Regions from separate parts of the Homo sapiens genome. Here region 2 is linked to region 1. Evidence: chromatin loops called from intact Hi-C (ENCODE). Cell type or tissue: A673. All regions are shown on one strand.

Region 1 (8,000 bases):
GTGGTTCATCCCTGTAATTCTAGCACTTTGGGAGGCCAAGGTGGATGGATTACCTGAGGTCAGGAGTTTAAGACGAGCCTGGCCAACAAGGTGAAACCCCATCTGTACTAAAAACACAAAAAAATTTGCCAGGTACAGTGGTGTGTGCCTGTGATCCCAGCTACTCAGGAGCCTGAGGCAGGAGAACTGCTTGAACCCAAGAGTTGAAGGTTGTGGTGAGCCAAGATCATGCCACTGCACTCCAGCCTGGGCTACAGAGAGAGACTTCATCTTAAAAAAAAAAAAAGTCTTCTATTAGTCTTCGCTTATATGTTAGATGCCCTTATATGTAACTAGATGCTCCTCTTTTGCTGTTTTAAAAATGCTCACTTTGTCTTTTACTTTTGACAGTTTGACTATAATGTGTCTAGGTGAGGACTTTTTAAGTTGAATCTATTTAGGAATGTTTGAGCTCCTTGTATCTGTTTGTCTACGTATCTCCCAATACATGGGAACTTTTCAGCTTTCCACATATTAGAAGGAAAATCTATTCAATGTATTTCATGGAATAGGTTTTCTATGCCTTTTTAAATCTCTTCTCCTTCTGGAATTCCCAAAATTTAAATATTTATTTGTTTTTAGTGTCCCATATGTCATGTAGACTTTCTTCATTCATCTTTATACTTTTTTTTTTTACTCTCTCTCTCTTTACATGACTGAGTTATTTGAAAAGACTTGTTTTCAAGTTCAGAAATTCTTTTTCCTGCCTGATATAGTCTGTTGTGGAAGCTCTTGATTGTATTTTTATTTCATTAATTACATTCTTCAGTTCTAGTATTTCTATTTGGCTCTTTTTTTTTTTTTTTTACAATATCTATCTTTCTTTGCTGAATTTCTCATTCAGATCACTGTTTTCTTGATTTCTTTGTATTGTCTATTTGTGTTATCTCTTATCACACTGAATTACCTTTAGATCATTATTTTGAATTCCTTGTCAAGACACTTCATAGATTTTTATGGGGTCTTTTGCTGTAGAATTAATGCATTCCTTCGGTGGTGTAGTGCTTCCTTGCTTTTTTAGTGTCTTGTGTCCTCATGCTGCTATCTGCGCATTTAGTGTAAAAATCATTTCTTTCAACTTTGTGGAGTAGCTTTTGAAGGGAAAGACATTTTTCTATAGATCTGTCTATAGTATTACTTTGGTAGGGTACTTTGGCTTTTGTTCTGGGTGGGTTCTCTGGTATACTCTTCGTTTGATTTCTTCAGCCTATGAGTTCTTCAGGCTTCAATAACAGAGTTGCCTGTGAATTCTTCAGTGGATTGGGCTGTGGTTATTTGTGGAGGCTGTGGTGAGGCTTCACTGGGGACTGGGGCTCTGCATGGGCTGGTTCTCAGGCTTTTTGTGGTATGTGCAGGTACTAGTAGCGATAACAGTGGGCTGGACAAGCCCATCTTCAAGCCCCTAGATGGTATGTGTGGGGTTGCTGTCAGTGGCAGTTGCCCTGGGCATGCAGTTCTCAGCCTTTGGGGAATGCATGTTTTGCCTCTCTGTGTCCTGGAGGCAGTCCCCCTGATGTGCTGGACCTTTTATTGCCCAGGGTGTAGGGTACTTCATGGGTTTGTGTGCCAGGGTTATGGCTGCACTGCTGGGTCCAGATGGTGTGACAACACTGCAGCATTCTGAGTGAATGTGAAGGGATGTTGGAAGTGCATCAGAAATGTAAAAATGCATCGCTTATTAAACAGGATGTAGCCTGAGATCAGCCCCATTCTCAAAATAGTGGCATGCTGCAACAGCTTGGGTCTCAGGGCATGGGTGGGACCTGGCATGATTTCCCTCTCTGAAGCAATGTAGTTGTGTTTATTCCAGGCAGTTCCCTATACTATGCTCAGGGACTCTGGGTCCCGAGAAGGTCTTCTGTAGCTAGGATTGCAGGTGTCTATAGAGGGAATGTGGATTGTTGGGGATCTTTCACTTACCTTTATCCTGCAATGGGAAGTCTTTCCTGGCTCTGAGCTGATTTCAGTCAGCTGCTTCGCTTCCCTGTTTGTGCTGCCATCTTGAATTTCCCTGCCTCAGAGGGTCCCTGTTACTTCCTTGTTAAAATCTAGTGTTCTCCCTTAGATGCTCTATTTTGACATGTGGTTATCTACTCACTGTTTTTGTTCTTTTTTGGTTTTTGTGTGTGTGTGTGTGGAGGGAACATGATGTGCTGAGTGCCTCTAGTAAGCCGTCTTGATGACCTATGCCCACTCATGCAAATGCTGTTTGCAATACTGCTACTACATAATTGTACCATCAAACATGGATTCCAATAAATTTTGTATTTGTGTTTAAAAGACATACACACTCAAAAGAATAGCATGTTTTTAGTATATCTGCTGTCTTATTGAGTAATTCCTGACAAAAGAGGATTTTTGCTTTGATTAGACATTGTCAGAGAGGAAAAGCTTTTTCTCTACCAGTTTAGGTTATGTTCTTGAGGGGTATGCACATTAAGCTTGCAAAAGTCAGATTATTAAAAGAGAAAAACAGATTTAATTATGTATGTGTACATGGGCGTTGACAAAGAAATGTGATTCAAGGAGGTAGTTAGAATTGGGCACTTATATATCATCTTAATAGAGTACAGGGGAGGGCAGAGGGCACTTCTGGAAACAAATGACTTTTAGGGAAGATCAATGGACCCTTAAGAGAATAAATGTTAGATATAATAGTTTTATGCCAGTATCTGTTTCTCTTTCCAGGTGCTACCTTGTGCTGACTTCTTCAGGTCGATGCTAAGATTTGCTCCTCTGTGGTTGTGAGACTCACAGGGAAGGGATTTATAACAATGGAATTATTTGCAGGAGGCATTGCTTTTAAAAAGACAGAGTTTAGAAAAAGCTTCTTTCTGCAGCTGTTGATTCTCAAATGTCTTCAACTCAAAATAGTCCTTTATGCCACTGTCGCATATTCTGAACCCTTCAACATCAATAAGAAAGCACCTTCTTAGCTTGGAATTTCATGTCTAATAATTGAAAGAGCTTTCTACAGACTAGTTTCTGGCTCCATACATTTAAGCCTTGATTGCACTCTATCACCCACATAGGCCTGGGAACCTATCACATCACAACCTGTGACGCTGCACCTTTGCACGACCATACTGATGAGCTGGCAAAGTGGATTTTGCGAAAATTCTTGGAAGCCATTCTACACTATGATGGCTAGCAACAACTGAACTGTGAGAGAACAGGAGTGTGAATTCATAAAAATACATTTTAACACATCCAAATTAAATGTATCCCCATCTCAACTTTCCCTTAGCTGGATCCTCAAAATGCCTGTGATCTCTCTAACACAATTTAAACAAGTAGTGTGGCAAAGAGGAAACTGGAATGAGATAAAGACGTGCTCTTAACCTATCGTAGTTAAAATTCTTACTCTTGCAAATATCAAACTCATAACTGTGCAAACACTCCCTCACTGCACCACAACTTCAAGGTCTTGGAAGAAGCTGGTACAAGTAAGAGACCCTGAAAGCTCGAGCCTCATTGGCATCACAATCAGTCTGGCCAGGAGGGTAATTCTGGAACTGGGAAACAATTGCCAGGATGCCTGCAGAGAAGAACTTTTGTTAGTTCAAAGCAATTTTCATTTATAGACCTTTAGAAAATACCGTTTCATAGGAGAAAATAAAATAGAAACAAGGGCATGGCTTTAGTTTCAGTGATACCTTTTTCAGTTCGGCATATTTTGCTCTTAACCTCTCTCTTATATTTTAAATATATTTTATTTAAAAAAATGTGGCCAGGTGCAGTGTTGGCTCACGCCCGTAATCCCAGCACTTTGGGAGGCCGATGCAGGTGGATCATGAGGTCAAGAGCTCAAGACCATCCTGTCCAACATGGTGAAACCCCATCTCTACTAAAAATACAAAAATTAGCTGGGTGTGGTGGTGCGCCCCTGTAGTCCCAGCTACTCAGAAGGCTGAGGCAGGAGAATCGCTTGAACCCAGGAGGCAGAAGTTGCAGTGAGCCACTGTATCCCAGCTAGGGTGACAGAAAAAGACTCCATCTAAAAAAAAAAAAAAAAGCACAATGCTGCCTAGGTATTAGATGAAAAAGAGAAGCTTTATATTAGATATCACTGAAAAGGCAGGGTTAAGGACTATTCCTTCCTTCCAAATTGGCAGACATGATCAGGCAGACATAATCTAACATCTGGAAAGAGAGGTAAAGAATCACTAAGGAACAGAAAGATCTGGATAACATATACTGTTAGTAATCAGTGCTGTTAGTTTAATAATGTGTCAAAACACTTACTATTTTATACCTATGTTACTCAAATTCCAAGCTTGTATTTATATTTTTGCAATTTTTTTATCCAATCATTTGCAGACAATATTGAGAATCAGTTACACAACCAAACCAAGAAATAAAAAGAACTGAAAGAAAAAAAAAAACATACATACAAAGAATCATGCTTATCTTTCCATCCCACTGTGAGTCAACAATACTTTATAAAGAGTCCTGTTCAGAGTGTCAAATTCTGTACCAGTTACTAGAAAAAATATTAACTAAACAGTTTGATAGTGTTAAAAATCACCAGATACAAATGTGTGTAGCTTTATGAAGAACTTGTCTTGTGAATGGAATTGTATTTCTCTCTGTGACTGGATAGCACACCACACCTGCTGATTTATAGGGATGTATTGTTGAACCCATATTATCTACTTTGATATGCTTCTTAATTCAGCTTTACATGGATGATTTATTTTAAAAGCACTGAAATGGGTATCGAAAAGGTACTACCACTTTCCCAAATCAATGTCAGCCTGAAGTTTACTGAATTCTTCAAGTATTGGTCCTAAGTCAAATTCACAACCAGTCTGACTTATACAGAGTTGAACAATGACTACATACCAGCACCCGTATTTCCCAGGGAAGTGAAATTCCTCTTCCACTTAGGGCTGCCCGGAACTGGTTAATGGCCTCATCTAGCCACAAGGGGGCCAAGAGGTACAATTCCATGTTAGGCCCAGAAGCCACAGTCAGAAATACTTGGGGAAAGTTCTCAATGACTGCCCTATAAGTATCAGCATCTGTCGTTAGAAAATTCATTGCTGCTGAAATAGTCAAATTTCTTATATTTCTCATTCTAGAAACATCCCACATTATGTATTTCCTAATTACAATCAATCAAATTTGTTTGAATAAAGTTTTCTACCGCCTGTTATTCAGAATGAACATAAGAAGTGGCCTAGCTAGGTCGACACAGCCAGGTGCTAAAACTTCTAAAGCTAATACATAATTTTCAACCATTCTTGTTATAAGCAAGGTCATTTGTTTGGGAATTAAATTTGTCCAAGCAATTATAATGAAATTTCTCCCCCAAATCCTTAACATGTTATCTAGCTTAGAGGTCATTATCCACAGCAGTATTTGATATATCCTGCCACGATAGTAAAAATATGCAAATCTCCCAAGTTCGTACTGCAAAGGGCATTGGTAGGTCTAATTTTACCATCAATAGTGAAAGGAGATAGCTTCAGATGACCCTAAATAATAGGATGTACTGCTTTTAACCTATCAAGGGTCTTTTTCCCAGAAGTAATCCAGATTTTATAAAATACTGTGTGCCCCCAACTTACATTTTTGTAAATGTATGAAAATTAATGTAAAGTTGAAAAAATTCATAAACTAATGATCTTGTAAGTAAAAGACAAATGCCAGTTATAGTCACTGACTGGATCTTTTTATGTGTGTCATGACTTGTAAATCTCTGCTATATTGCACATATTTTGGCATGTAAACCTTTAGAAAATGAATAAAAAATCAACTGTCAATATGTGCTAAACTTAAGGTAAAAATCATTTATTCTGTGTTATTTTAAAACCTAAAACACTCTATTGAAATCTGAAAACCAGACAGCGTGTGAGCTAATAAACACTTAAAATTTTATTTTTCAAAGCTTCTTCTTTTTTTTTTTTTTTTTGTAAATGAGATTTTCATATCGGCCTTGTGGAAATGTTTATAGTTATCCAGTAGATAGTATGAATCAACTTAGTTTAGTTTCTGTGTGCTTCTTTTATAGATACACTGTAAAATATAGCTTTGCATATGATTTCTTGATTTAAACAGCACAACTTATTCTATGTCTTGGCTAGAAACCAATTAAATAACCACTGATGCAAGCAGTTATTACCTGCTTAAAAGGAAATCTGTGGTTTCCTTATTTAAACTGATGAGTTTTAATGTCTATCAAAAAGGCTGTTATTGCAATGAATAATTTAGTCATTTCAGTCTACTAAACATGTTAATACTACAAGCATGGATTTAAGGCTGTAAAATATATCTAAAGTTTCTCAGAGTCTCAAGGATCAGAATCATACTTGGAATAGTTATGCACAGATATGTTTACTCTTTCAAGTAATATATGTTTAAAGGACAATCGTTTGTAGTAATTATTTAGAAAAGGAAGACTGAAGTATCAAATTTAGCGAAAGGGGTTAGAGAAATGGTTGATCATAAAGGCCTAGAAAACACGTCTACAGATAGAAGACCCTTTTTAAAAAGATGAAAGGTCAATGGATTTAGAGATATCCGAGTGTCATTTCCTCTGTTTGTCCCTTGGTGGAGTTCTTGAGTTACTTTCTCCTTTTCTGTCAAACTGTTTTTATCTTTCCAGAACTGGCTATCGTGTTTACTGTATTTAACCTTTTTCTCATATTATTGTGAATACAGCGTCTATTATAAATGAAAGGCCCCCTGAGATCACATCTCCAGCATCTACTTTGTATTCTTAACCATAAACTTTTGTTGTAGTTACTTCTCTTACTGTCTTTTCTTGAGGCTTGAACTACATCAGGGACCCTGAATGCTATTTTTCAGTTCAGCCACTGAAATTTCTTAACGGCAAAACAGGTTTAAGCAAGCGAGGTTAGTAGGTAAATTAAAAAAAAAAAATCTACTGAATATTTTAAGTTTAGGGTAAGATTTCTGGCACAGAAAATGAATCGTTTGTCAAGGTTTTATTAAATGCATATTAGCACGGGATGATATTTATATTTTAATCAATTTCATTTTTTACATCTTGATTTCAAAGGGGTATTTCCTTTTATTGTTCTTTTTTAAAAAGCCACTAAAGAAAAAACAGAAATCTCCATTTCAACATTCCCTCAAACATTTTGCTTCCTACATGCGATGACGTCTAATCACTCTGATCGATGCAAGCTTTAGGGCACTGATCTCATTTTCTCTCTCCAGTTCTGGCCGCCAAAGCAGCAGCAGCAGCAGCAGCAGCAGCAGCAGCAGCAGGCTCTTTAATTTATTGCAGGCGGTTACACTTTCGATCCCATTTCCTTCTGAACCCTTTCCTCTCAGGTTGAGTAGATAAATGCAGCCTCGGGTCTGAGAAGCCGGGGGGGGGGGGGGGGGGGGGTTGGTGGGTGGGAGCGAAGCCGGATATCACATTCCCTCGGTGAGGTCTGGTACCGGGGGGGATTAAGTCTCCCGGTTCCATTTAATGAAATTGCTGAGCACTTGTGACACTGGCTCTAAGACTGCGGAAATGGGGCGGGGGTGGGAGAAACTGCTTCTCTCTTCATTCATCCTCTGCGCCGGCGAGAGGAGAGAGTGTCAGCCCCTAGAGAGGGGGCGGAAGAGGACTGGGAGCTCCAGCCGCCGCAAGGGCGCCCCGAGGGCTCCTCTCACCTCCCCCGTACCCCTACCCCGCCCATTTCCTTTGCTTGCCCAGAACGGCGCTGCAGGGCAAAGCCGCCGCCACTTCTTTGCTGCTCTGGCAGAAAGGTCGGAGCCTGGGACTGATGGGGGTGGGAGCAAAGCCAGCAGGCTTCTTGGCCCCCGCAGTCTGTCCTCGCTGTTCTCCATGCAGCACACGTCGGACCCATTTCCCACGCTGGCTTGGCTCCGCCGCGAAGTTGGTAGGAATGAGAGTGAGGAGGGCGGGCTGGAGACTTCCTCCCGCTCGCAAAGAGGAAACCACTCCACTGTGAAGGACGCGCTGCAACTCCCTAGTC
Region 2 (8,000 bases), 980 kb after region 1:
AGAGAAGCTATTTGACCAGCATCCTTCCATTCAGTGCAACCCAGCTCAGGGGCCTCTTGCTCCCGGTTTGTAAGTCAGAAAACTACAATGTATAATTGCATTGCTTGTTCACTCTGCCCTTAAACATTTACCACAGAGAATTAATTTCTCCATGAGATCTTCTATTGCAACTTAGAAAATGCTGATTATTTGCTCCATTCCCATTGCAGGGATTTCCTTCTTTTTCATAAATTCTCTCCTTTCCTTCTCTTAATATTTTGATTTATGCAATGCACATGTCAATCTAATGTTTCATAAAGATTTTGCATCAACATCTTTTGCAAAATGTATATTCTATACATATTTTGAAATCTTGAGTACATTCAGAACTAATATTAGAAGATTAATTATAAAACTCCAACTCCATCTCCATTTCTAAAATATGTACAAACATAGGCCATGATCCCAGAGATATACTGCACGGAATGTCAGATTTTTCAGTTTCCACCTATGCTAGAATCTAATCTCTAAGTAACTTGGCAATGATTAAAAAATACAATAAAATATTGCTTGTAGTAATTTTATTTACAACAGAATAATAATGGCAATTGACATCTGGGACTGTGATAAATACATGTTACAAAAACCTCTACATATGTTATTTCATGTGATTCTTTGATTCCTGTAACTTTTCTTTTTTTTGAAGTCTTGGACAGTATGATCCTCCTCTCAGTTGGAGAAATAGGAGCTAAATTAAGAGACTTTCCATAAATTTTCAGAAAGGAAATGCAACAGGCATTAAAACCTGTTTCTTTGTACATATAACTTATCAAAAGTTTAATTCTTTACTTAAAATCAGTTTTGTTTTTAATTATGAACTATTTCAATCCTATAGAAAACTGGAGTAGAACAATAAATACACATCTAGGCACCCAACATCTATATTTTAAAAATTAACTTATGGCTCTACTTGTTTCATTTTTTAAAAAAATAGCATTTTAATTATGCATTTGATGTCCCCACTCCCACCCCACCTTCATGGTCTCATTTATTTCTCTTCTTGCCTAAATGTCAGTATTGTTCTGGTAACTTTATATCTTTCTCATGTATGTTTTAAAAAGTAAACGTGCGTATCCATAAATACTAGTACTTCTCTGTGTTTCAAACGTTTACATAAATTGTAATATATTTATCACTTTCAATTTACCTTTATAAACGTATCCACATTTTGAATGTAGATTTCATTCAGCCATGTTGGCTGCCTTATCCTTACTGGTACAAATATCACAATTTATTTGTCTATTCCTTATTTTTTTGTGGTCATTTCATTTATATTATTGCTTTTATAGAAAATATTTCATTAACTACATTACTTAGATTTTGATAAACTTATCTTGATATTAAGTAGGTTGTTTTCTTCATCTTTGTTTCTTCTTCTTAAAGCATTTTCTTCACTGTTTTGAGCTATTTTTATAATTCTAGATAATATTTTTGTTTTAATATTTAGGACACATCACTGACTAGATTTCAATTAAAATTACTTTGAATTTATACAATTATTATATAACTAATTAGGGAGAAATTTATTTATGATAGTTAATAAACACAATAAATTATCAACATTAACTCAGCTCTTCTTTTATAACCATAAACATAAAATATATTTTACTCATATTTTTTGGTTTTGACATATTCTTATTTTTAATAGACATTGCTAAGTAAAGTTTGTTAATAATTTAATAATTTTTCATGAAATGTTCATAGGAGAAATTGGCTAATAATTTTTTTTCTTAAACAGTCCTTGTCCCATTTTGGTAAAAAAGTGTTAATAGTATCGTAAAACGGTTTCGTGTGTTTATAACAGAGGACTCATCATTTGCTTAAAGGTTTGATACATTTTGCCATTAACATAACCTGAAACACTAAGTTTGTGTGGGCAAATTTCTACTGTTTCTGCTATTCAAATGAATATTGATAATTCAGATTTAATATTCCTTCTTGAGACAAAATTACTACTTTTTGTTAAAAAAAACTGTATGTTTCATTTAAGCTTTATTTTGCCATGCATTTTCATCATAGTGTTGTTTTATGATATTTAAAAGCTTATGTTTTATCTTGCACTGTTTGCATTTTGTCTTTTCTAATAATGCACATATGTGTGCATTTGTATTCTCAGTTTTGTTTGAGATGAGTTTGTCAGACATTTGTTCATTTTATTCATCTTTTTTCAGAATGAGATATTCATTAAATGTATGACTTTTATTAAATTCATTCTTATTTTTATATTTTACTTTCTTTTACTGTATTTAGTTTCTAATCTCTAGTTCTAGTTTATATTTCTGGTAGCTTTTTAAAAAATAATGTAAATAATATATGTGTATATAATTATCTTTAAGAAGTCTTTTGGGTATATCTTATAACTTTTAATACTAGCATTTGTTATTCGTATCAAAATTTAGCAATTTATTTTATAATTGTGTTATAACATTATTTCTTTTTTATCTATAAATTAGGTAGATGTTAGTTTATTTCTGAGTGGAATGTCTTATTTCTTGAAGGAATAAGACATTTTAAAATCAAATTTACTGCACTATTGTCATAGAATGTGGCATATTTGATATTGATTATTTGGAATATATTTACTACTTCCTTCAAGGATTATTATGCTACTATTTCTTGCAAAAGTTTTATATATTTTTGAAAAGAATATGCACTAATTTGGGGAATAATGTTACTCTGTATGTCTGTTACATCAGTTTTAGTGCTAGCATTATGAATGTTTACTATATCTTGTATCTTTTAAGTTGCCTGGTCTTTCTATTTCTAAGAAAAGCATATCAGAAGATTTATTTACTCAGTCATTCTTCAGTACATTTAATTACTATTCACTGAGAAACTTCAATGTGTCATAAGGAGGATACTGGTAGAAAATCTATTCTTTCAATTGCTCATGCCCAAAAAGCTTGAAATCTTTTGTAGTACACATGTACAATCCATCAGAAAATGCCAAAATTCTTATGATGAACTACCAAGGCTATACCTGTCTGGAATGCAGAACTATTGCAGAATTTGGAGGAGACAAACACAATGAACTGATTTTAATGTGAAAAGATAAGTCTCAGCTTTCATGGAAATCATTTAGAAGGCTGTTGCAGTCATTCAGTTGAGAGATGATGGTGGCTTGAATCCAGGAAATAGTAGGACAATGTTGAGAAATGATTGTACTCTGTGTATATTTTGAAGTAGTGCTAATAGTGTTTTCAGTTATATTAGATATGTGTGTCAATGGTATCTCCATTTTTTTATGTCTAGGCAAATTGAAGGGTGGATTTGCCACAAATTATATCCTATAATTGTGTATTTTAAAACATTTTCTCTTAATATACTTAACTGTTTTATATATTTAGACTATTTTGTTAGATTTACTTTGGTTCAAGCCTAAAATATCTTTCCCTTGAATTCTTTCCTTTACCTTAAAAAAATCCCTCTCTTTGTTTCTTCTTAGTCATTCTGCTTTACCAATTTGTCTCATATTCCTTTGGCCATTCTTGCACTTTTTTGTTGACTCATAAAATACTGTAAATTTTAAAATGTATTGACTGCATGTACAAGACATAAAAATTAAAAATTGCAAATTGTTAGTACTTCTCTTTTTCACTCCTAACTTCAACCACACAGTTTCTTCTCCAGGGGTAGCCAGTGTTGTCAGTTTCCTATCCATCATTCTAGGATAGTCTATGTGTATATAAGTACACATATGCAAACAAATACACATTAATTTTTTAACACAAATGATACCATACTATATAGACTGTGCTATACCTCGAGATTTTTACTTAACAGTATATAACAGAAACCCTTTTGTATCCCAGTATTACAAAGTTGACCCATTACTTTTTGCAGATTGTATAATATAATCTGTTATATGACTGAATTATATTATATATATTTGTATAATTATATGTATTCTATATTATAGGTAGAATATTATATGTATTCTATATAATTATAGTTTATGTACTCTATCCTCTTTATTTTCAAACTTTATGTGCCATTATATTTTAGGTTTTTTTGTAACAGCATATAATTATTTTGCTTTTTTCTATAGTCTAATCTAGAACCACTTTTTAAAAAGAAAAAAGTATAATCTAAGCACAGGCATATCTTTTTATATTATACTTTGCTTTATAGCATTTCGGAAATATTGTGTGTTTTACAAAGTGAAGATCTGTGACAACTCTGTATCAGGAAAGTCTATTGGCACCATTTTTCCAACAGAACATACTTACTTCGTGTCTCTGTGTCATATTTTCTAACTGTCAAAATACTTTGAACATTTTCCTCATTATTATGTCTGTTATGGTTTTCTGTGATTATTGAACTTTGATTTCATTACCATAATTGTTTTGGGGTGCCAAAAACTATGCCCACATAAAACTGAACTGAAACAATAAACACTGAGTGTGTTCTGAGTGCTCCACCTACCGGGCATTGCCCCATCTCTCTCCCTCTTCTCTGGTCTCCCTATTCCTGAGACACAAAATTGAAATCAGGCCAATTAATAACCTTACAATGGCCTCTAAATGTTCAAGTGAAAGGAAGCATTGCATCTGTCTCACACTAAATCAAACGCTGGACATGATTATGCTTAGTGGGGAAAGCATGCCAAAAGCCAAGATAGGCCGAAAGTTAGGTCTCTTGTGCCAAATAGCCAAGCTGTGAATGCAAAGGAAATGTTCTTGAAGAAAATTCAAACAGAGGTTGGGTCATGAGGATTAAGAAAAGAAGCTCTCTGTAACATGAAAGTACAAGGTGAATCAGCAAGTGCTGATATAGAAACTGCAGCAAGTTATCCAGAAGATCTAGCTAAGATCATTGATGAAGGTAGCTACATTAAACAACAAATTTTCAATGTAGACAAAACCACCTTTTTATGGAAAGAATATGCCATCTGCGGTGGCTCATGCCTGTAATCCCAGCACTTCCAGAGGCCAAGGCGGGCAAGGTCGGGAATTTGAGACCAGCCTGACCAATATGGAGAAACCTCGTCTCTACTAAAAATACAAAATTAGCCCGGTGTGGTGGTGTATGCTTGTAATTCCAGCTACTCGGGAGGCTGTGGCAGGAGAATCACTTGAACCCAGGAGTCGGAGGCTGTGGTGAGCCAAGATAGCACCATTGCACTCCAGCCTGGGCAACAAGAGTGAAACTCCATCTTAAAAAAAAAAAGAAAAGAAAAGAAAGAAGATGTCATCTGTAACTTTGAGGGCTGGAGGGGAAAAGTCAATACATGGCCGTGGCTTCAAAACTTCAAAGGACAGGCTCATTCTTTTGTTAGGGGTTAATTCAACTGGTGACTTTAAGTGGAAGCTTATGTTCATTTACCATTCCAAAAATCCTTGGATCCTTAAGAATGATGCTAAATCTATTCTGCCAGTGCTCTGGCATAGAATATCAAAACCTGGATGACAGTACATCTGTTTACAGCACGGTTTACTGAATATTTTAAGCCCACTTTTGAGACTTACTGCTCAGAAGAAAAAGATTCCATTCAAAATAGTACTGCTCATTAACAATGTACCTGGTCACCCAAGAGCTCTCATGGAGATGTATGAGGAGATTCATGTTGTTTTCATACTTCTGAACACAATATCCATTTTTTACCCCATAGATCAGGGGATAATTTCAACTTTCAAGTCTTATTAGTTAAGAAATACATTTTGTAAGTTTATGGCTGTCATAGATAGTGGTTCCTCTGGTGGATCTGGGCAAAGTAAACTGAAAACCTTCTGAAAATAAGTCATCATTCTAGATGTCATTATGTAAATTTATGATTCATGGAAGGAGGTCAAAATATCATTACCAGAAGTTGGAAGAAGTTGATTCCAACCTTCATGGATGACTTTGAGGGGTTCAAGACTTCATGGAGGAAATAAATACAGAGGGAAATGGCAGGTGAAAATAGCAAGAGGCTAGAATTAGAAGTGGAGTCGGAAGATGTGTCTGAATTGCTGCAATCTCATGATAAAACTTGAACAGATGAAGAGTCGATTCTTATGGATGAGCAAAGAAAGTGGTTTCTTGAGACATAATCTACACCTGGTGAAAATACTATGAACATTGTCGAAATGACAACAAATGACAACAGAGGATTTAGAATATCACATGAAAACTTAATTTATAAAGCATTTGCAGTGTTTGAGAGGATTAATTCCAAATTTGGAAGACGTTCTAGTGGGTAAAATGCTATCAAGCAACATCACATGCTAGAGAAAAATCTTTCCTGAAAGGAGGAGTTAAATAATGGGGCAAAGTATATTGTTGTCTTATTTTAAGAAATTGCCACAGCCACCTCAACTTCCAGCAACCACCACCCTGATCAGTTAGCAGCCACCAACATCAAGGCAAGGCCCTCCACCAGCAAAAAGATTATTACTCACTGAAATCTCAGAAAACTATTAGCTGTTTTTAGCAACAAAGTCTTTTTGAAGTAAAATAGGTACTTTTTTGGACATAATGCCATTGCACACTTAATGGACTACAGTATAGTATAAACAGTATAGAATAAGCCTTTTATATGCAATGCAAACCCCCAAATTCATGTGCTTCATTCTTGCTTTATTATGGTCTGAAACTGAACCTACAATTTTCTGAGGTATGCTTGTACATATATTTTAGTTTCTATTATATTTGGGATTATTTCTGTTTTGCATACTATTTTTTGCTTGTTTTCATCTTCTCCATGACTTATATTCTATCAACCATTGTGACTTATTTTTTCCCTCTGCTAGATGAGTATTACATTGTCTAATTTTACCTAATGTATTCATTTCCTGTATTCACTTACTGCATTTTTCTAATTAACACACTAAATCAAAGCCTAAATTTATTAATTCCATGATCAAAACATTGTCTACTATTGAGAGACACATTTTCCCTAAAGGCCAATAGAGGTGCCATTACTAGAAATGAAGTAGGAGAAAGTCTTGTGGGAGAAAACCATATTTGTGATATTTCCTTCTGTCTTATCAAAACAATATATTAAGTAAGCCATAAATCAGATCTGTGTATAAAATTCCACTTTCATTCTGTATATTTTGCTTTTATACTGGTTGTATTTCAAAAAATGCGCATAGAAAATATTCGCAGTATTTAAATGTACAAAAATGTCATGTCATTTAAACTCTGTAAAATACTTTGAAATAGACTAAAAAGTATCTTTTCATTGAAAAACTATAACCTATTCTGGGTTACATTATTGTATGGAGTCTCTGCCTTTCATTGTCTTTGACTTATTTTATTACTCTCTAAGATGTTGAAAATGAATAGTAATGTAATTTATTCTCTTCCACAGAAATACAAATGAATTTGTCTGTTAGAGGTGCAATTGATAACCTCCCTTTTTTAAAACATCTAGTTTTGCATTTATAAACATATTTATTTGACTTTCCTAATTGCCCAAAAATGTATCTGCTTTTTGCATTCTCTTTGAGCCAGTTTTTACATTTTACTGGCTTTTTCATTAATTATGAGCTAGACAAACATTTTTTCTAGCTTTATTGAGGTAAAATTGACAAAGAAAAATTGTATATATGCAAAATATGCAACATGATTATTTGATAGATGTGTATATTGTAAAAATGATCACAGTGGAATTAATTAACACCTCTATCACCCACATATAGTTAATGTGTGTGTGTGTGTGTGTGTGTGTGTGTGTGTGTGTGCATGTTAAGGACACTAACAATCTATTCTTCTAGCAAATTTCAAGTAAACAATACAATATTAAGAACTACAGTCACCATGCTGAACATTAGATCCCCCAACAATTCCTGTTATAACAGGAGGTTTGCACTCTTTGTTCAACATCTCCCCATTTCTCTTAACCCTCATTATCTAGTAACTGCTATTCTACTCTCTTCTTCTATGACTTTAAGTTTAGATGATAATATGTTCCTAAAATATCTCTCTATCCATGTTTGGCTTTTTTCACTTACCAGGGTTTGTCTCTGTTGTCACAG

The links. Peaks named below come from ENCODE experiments on the same cell type or tissue, not always from the same donor. Only the 100,000 strongest peaks of a DNase experiment are listed, where the experiment ranks them.
Region 2: a loop joins it to region 1, with 3 times the contacts of the local background. A loop is called at or near these places in 5 of 110 quality-filtered maps.

What each region holds. Positions count from the first base shown.
Region 1 is chr4:30,709,654-30,717,653 of GRCh38, forward strand. LOC124900844 reads right to left here. Exons shown (of 1, transcript XM_047416545.1): 1 at 6,978-8,000. The coding sequence ends at 7,688. Among named protein-coding and RNA genes, the nearest start is that of PCDH7, 6.7 kb to the right of the region's middle. In A673, CTCF peaks have their summits at 4,954 (motif pointing right), 5,153 and 6,596; DNase peaks (open chromatin) are centred at 4,968, 6,608 and 7,578; H3K4me3 peaks cover 1,275 bases; H3K27ac peaks cover 2,738 bases.
Region 2 is chr4:31,688,137-31,696,136 of GRCh38, forward strand. No RefSeq gene overlaps it. Among named protein-coding and RNA genes, the nearest start is that of LINC02501, 190 kb to the left of the region's middle. In A673, a CTCF peak has its summit at 4,457 (motif pointing left); no DNase peak of the experiment used is centred here.